Linked DNA regions of Homo sapiens: region 1 is linked to region 2. Evidence: read pairs that join two places in POLR2A ChIA-PET (ENCODE). Cell type or tissue: B cell. All regions are shown on one strand.

Region 1 (2,500 bases), 270 kb after region 2:
GAGTGAGTCCCAGTGTTGGCTGGCGCAGTGGCTCACGCCTGTAATCCCAGAACTTTGGGAGGCCGAGGTGGCTGGATCACGAGGTCAGGAGTTCAAGATCAGCCTGGCCAAGATGGTGAAACCCCGTCTCTACTAAAAATACAAAAATTAGCCGGGTGTGGTGGTGGGCACCCGTAATCCCAGCTACTTGGGAGGCTGAAGCAGGAGAATCGCTTGAACCTGGGAGGCGGAGGTTGCAGTTTGCTAAGACCACACCACTGCACTTCAGCCTGGGCAACAGAGCGAGAGACTTTTTTTTTTTTTTGAGACAGAGTCTTGCTCTGTTGCCCAGGCTGGAGTGCAGTGGCATGATCTCAGCTCACTGCAAGCTCCGCCTCCTGAGTTCTTGATATTCTCCTGCCTCAGCCTCCCGAGTAGCTGGGACTACAGGCGCCCACCACCACGCCCGGCTAATATTTTGTATTTTTAGTAGAGACGGGGTTTCACCGTGTTAGCCAGGATGGTCTTGAACACCGTCTCCCGGGTTCAAGCGATTCTCCTGCTTCAGCCTCTCAAAGTGCTAGGATTACAGGTGTGAGCCACCACGCCTGGCCGCGAGAGACTCTTTAAAAAAAAAAAAATTAGTCATGGTGGTGCGCGCCTGTGGTCCCAGCTACTCAGGAGGCTGAGGCGGGAGGATCACTTGAGCCCAGGAGGTGGAGGCTGCAGTGAGCTGTGACCGCACCATTGCAGTCCAGCCCTGGAAGATAGAGCGAGACTTTGCAGAAAAAAGAAGGAAGGAAGGAAGGAAGGAAGGAAAAAAGAAAGAAAGAAAGGAACAAGAAAGAAAGCAAGCCAGCCAAAGAAAGAAAGCCAGCCAGCCTGAGTGTCCTGGAGTCAGAGAAGAGGAAAGGGGACCGTGGGAGGGAAGAAATGACATCCCACCCTCCTGGCCAAGGATGGTTCTATTATGTGAACTGCACACTTCTCTGGAAATGAATGGAAATCCAGCAATCAGCTTGGTGACGAGCGCCCTCTAGACGCCATCACCGCATAGACAGGGCTGGGATTGGTTCCAGAAACCCGGGGAAAACTCAAAAACGCTCAAAACGCACTGCCAGGGGCAGGTGTTGGCTCAATAGCCAGCAAAAAAAAAAAAAAAAAAAAAAAAAAAAAAAAAAGCACTGACAAAGGACAAAAAGGCTCCGCAAGCTTCCCTTGCCAGCCCTAGGGCTGAGGTGGACTCATGTTTCTGCCTTCATAGATAATCTCCATCCGTAATATGTTTAGGTCTAGTGAGAGGTATGGTTTACTTACAGCGAATGCACAAATCTTAAGCGTAGTTTGGTTAATTTAGGCAAATGCATGAACCTGTATCACTCACACCCCTCTCAAAATCACATGGGCCGGGTGCGGTGGCTCCCGCCTGTAATCCCAGTATTTTGGGAGGCCAAGATGGGCAGATCAGGAGGTCAGGAGATCGAGACCATCCTGGCTAACACGGTGAAACTCCGTCTCTACTAAAAATACAAAAAAATTAGCCGGGCGTGGTGGCAGGCGCCTGTAGTCCCAGCTACTTGGGAGGCTGAGGCAGAAGAATGGTGTTAACCCGGGAGGCAGAGCTTGCAGTGAGCCGAGATCGCGCCACTGCACTCCAGCTTGGGCGACAGAGCAAGACTCTGTCTCAAGAAAAAAAAAAAAAAAAAAAAAATCTCCACATGGCCGAGTGGTTCACACCTGTAATCCCAGCGTTTTGGGAGGCCTAGCGAGAAGATTGCTTGAGCCTAGGAGTTCATGAGCAGCCTGGGCGACAAAGTGAGATCCCGTGTGTGTGTGTGCCTGTGTGTGCGCGCACGCGTGCGTGTGTGTTAGGCAGGGCCTCACTTTGTCGCCCAGGCTGGAGTGCAGTGGCACAATCTCAGCCTCCCCAGCTGTAGCCATCCTCCCACTTCAGCCTCCCAAAAGCTGGGACTACCGGCACACACCAGAACACCTTGTTAATTTTGTATTTTTTTGTGGAGACAGGGTTTCACTATGTTGGCCAGGCTGGTCTCGAACTCCTGAACTCAAGTAATCTGCCTGCCTCGGCCTCCGAAAGTGCTGGGATTACAGGCGTGAGCTACCATGGCTGGCCTACAGCTCTTTAAAAAAAAAAAAGTCCAGGCGCGGTGGCTCACATCTGTAATCCCAGCACTTTAGGAGGCCGAGGTGGGCGGATCACGAGGTCAGGAGATAGAGACCATCCTGGCTAACACGATGAAACCCCGACTCTACTAAAAATACAAAAAAAAAAAAAAAATTAGCCGGGCATGGTGGCAGGCGCCTGTAGTCCCAGCTACTCGGGGGGCTGAGGCAGGAGAATGGCATGAACCTGGAAGGCAGAGCTTACAGTGAGCCGAGATTGCACCACTGCACTCTGGCCTGGGTGGCAGAACGAGACTCCATCTCAAAAAAAAAAAAAAAAAAAAAAAAAAAAAAAATCGTGAACATCTCAGCATTCCGTAAAGTTCACCCTTTCCTC
Region 2 (2,500 bases):
TGAGACAGTCTCACTCTGTTGCCCAGTGGCTAGAGCGCAGTGGCACGATCACAGCTCACTGAAGCCTCAACTCCTGGGATCAAGCGATCCTCCCACCCCAGATTCCCCTAGTTAGGACTATAGATGCGCGCCACCACGCCAGGCTAACTTTTGTATTTTTAGTTGAGACGGGGGTTCCCCATGTTGCCCAGGCTGGTCTCGAACTCCTGACCTCAGGTGATCCACCCACCTCGGCCTCCCAAAATGCTGGATTTACAGGCGTGAGCCACCGCGCCCGGCCTTGAACATTTGCGGGAACACAGTTCCACCTACAACAGGGTCTGAGATCAAATGTCATCTCCCTGTCTGTGGATGGGCCTGTCCTGGACATTTCATAGAAATGAGATCACACGGACGGGCGCGGTGGCTCACACCTGTAATCCCAGCACTTTGGGAGGCCAAGGCCGGTGGATTACCCGAGGTCAGGAGTTCAAGACCAGCCTGGCCAACATGGCAAAACCCCATCTGTACTAAAACTACAAAAATTAGCTGGGCATGGTGGCGGGTGCCTGTAGTCCCAGCTACTCAGGAGGCTGAGGCAGGAGAATCACTTAAACCCTGGGGAGGGGGAGCTTGCAGTGAGCTGAGATCGCACCACTGCATTCCAGCCTGGGCCAGAGTGAGACTCTGTCTCCAAAAAAAAAAAAAGGCCAGGCGCGGTGGCTCACTCCTGTAATCCCAGCACTTTGGGAGGCCAAGGAGGGTGGATCACGAGGTCAGGAGATCGAGACCATCCTGGCTAACACGGTGAAATCCCGTCTCTACTAAAAACACAAAAAATTAGCCAGGCGTGGTGGCTGGCACCTGTAGCCCCAGTTACTCGGGAGGCTGAGGCAGGAGAATGGCGTGAACCCGGGAGGCAGAGCTTGCAGTGAGGTGAGATTGTGCCACCGCACTCCAGCCTGGGTGACAGAGCAAGACTCCGTCTCAAAAAGAAAGAAAGAAAGAAACGGGGTCATACAGTGTGGCCTTTTGTGTCGCGTCTCTCACTGAGCATGGCGTCCTCAAGGTGCATCCCCACCGTGGCCTGGGTCAGAGCCTCACTCCTTTTCATGGCTGAGTCGTGTTCGTGTGTGGGTGGCTGCACGGTGCTGACCCATCCATTCCTTGGGGCACATTCCAGCCTTTTCCACTGTTTGGCTGTTACAGATGCGGCTGTGAATGTTCCCAGGTTTTCCGTGCGCTGTGTGTTCCATTCTCTTATGCAAAGACACCCAGGAGCGGGTGGGCGCGGTGGCTCACACCTGTAATCCCAGCACTTTGGGAGGCGGAGGCAGGTGGATCACCTGAGGTCAGGAGTTTGAGACCAACCTGGCCAATATGGTAAAACCCCGTCTCTACTAAAAATACAAAAATTAGCCGGACGTGGTGGCGGGCACCTGTAATCCCAGCTACTCAGGAGGCTGAGGCAGGAGAATTGCTTGAACCCGGGAGGTGGAGGTTTCAGTGAGCCGAGATCAAGCCACTGCACTCCAGCCTGGATGACAGAGTGAGCCTCCATCTCAAACAGACAAACAAACACAAACAAAACAAAACAAAAAAACCCAGGAGATTGGAATTGCAGCCACACGGTGGATCAATGCTGCTTTTTTTTTTTTTTTTTTTTTTTTTTGAGACAGGGTTTTTTGCTCTATCTCCCAGGCTGGAGTGCAGTGGCACGATCACAGCTCACTGTGGCCTCAACCCCCTGGGCTCAAGCAATCCTCCTGGCTCAGCCTCCTGAGTAGCTGGGACCACAGGTGCAGGCCACCATGCCTGGGTAAACTTTTCAATATTTCACAATTACTTGAAAACCAGCTAATTTTTAATTTTTTTTTTTTTAAGAGACAGGGGTCTCACCGTGTTGCCCAGGCTGGAGTGCAGTGGCACAAGCATATCTCACTGCAGCCTCCACCTCCTGGGCCCAAGCCATCCTCCTGCCTCAGCCTCCTGAGTAGCTGGGACCACAGGCCTACACCACCACATGCGGCTCATCTTTTATTTTTTTGTAGAGATGGGAGTCTTGCTATGTTGTGCAGGCTGGTCTCGAACTCTTGAACTCAAGCAATTCTTCCATCTCAGCCTCCCAAAATGCTGGGTTTACAGGAGCGAGCCGCCGTGCTGGGACGGGTTAGGGGCGGGCTGGCGGCAGAGGCGCCGCGGAGGGGTGCTAACGGTGCTAACGCTGCCCGCTCCCCGCCCGCCCGCAGGTGCGCAGGAGGATGGTGGCGCGGCCCTAGGCCCACGCTCCGCACCATGACCTGCTGGCTGTGCGTCCTGAGCCTGCCCCTGCTCCTGCTGCCCGCGGCGCCGCCCCCGGCTGGAGGCTGCCCGGCCCGCTGCGAGTGCACCGTGCAGACCCGCGCGGTGGCCTGCACGCGCCGCCGCCTGACCGCCGTGCCCGACGGCATCCCGGCCGAGACCCGCCTGCTGGAGCTCAGCCGCAACCGCATCCGCTGCCTGAACCCGGGCGACCTGGCCG

The links. ChIA-PET counts read pairs that join two places held together with the same protein. Peaks named below come from ENCODE experiments on the same cell type or tissue, not always from the same donor. Only the 100,000 strongest peaks of a DNase experiment are listed, where the experiment ranks them.
Region 1: POLR2A ChIA-PET joins it to region 2 with 6 read pairs; 4 of 35 experiments call an interaction of 5 or more read pairs at or near these places.

Annotation. Positions count from the first base shown.
Region 1 is chr19:2,018,280-2,020,779 of GRCh38, reverse strand. The region is part of intron 2 of LOC107985278 (a long non-coding RNA gene); the gene reads left to right. Among named protein-coding and RNA genes, the nearest start is that of BTBD2, 3.8 kb to the right of the region's middle. In B cell, a CTCF peak has its summit at 1,010; DNase peaks (open chromatin) are centred at 1,009 and 1,852.
Region 2 is chr19:2,291,551-2,294,050 of GRCh38, reverse strand. LINGO3 (leucine rich repeat and Ig domain containing 3) reads left to right here. Exons shown (of 2, transcript NM_001101391.3): 2 at 2,229-2,500. The coding sequence starts at 2,275. Among named protein-coding and RNA genes, the nearest start is that of PEAK3, 11 kb to the right of the region's middle. In B cell, no CTCF peak of the experiment used is centred here; no DNase peak of the experiment used is centred here; H3K4me3 peaks cover 320 bases; H3K27ac peaks cover 426 bases.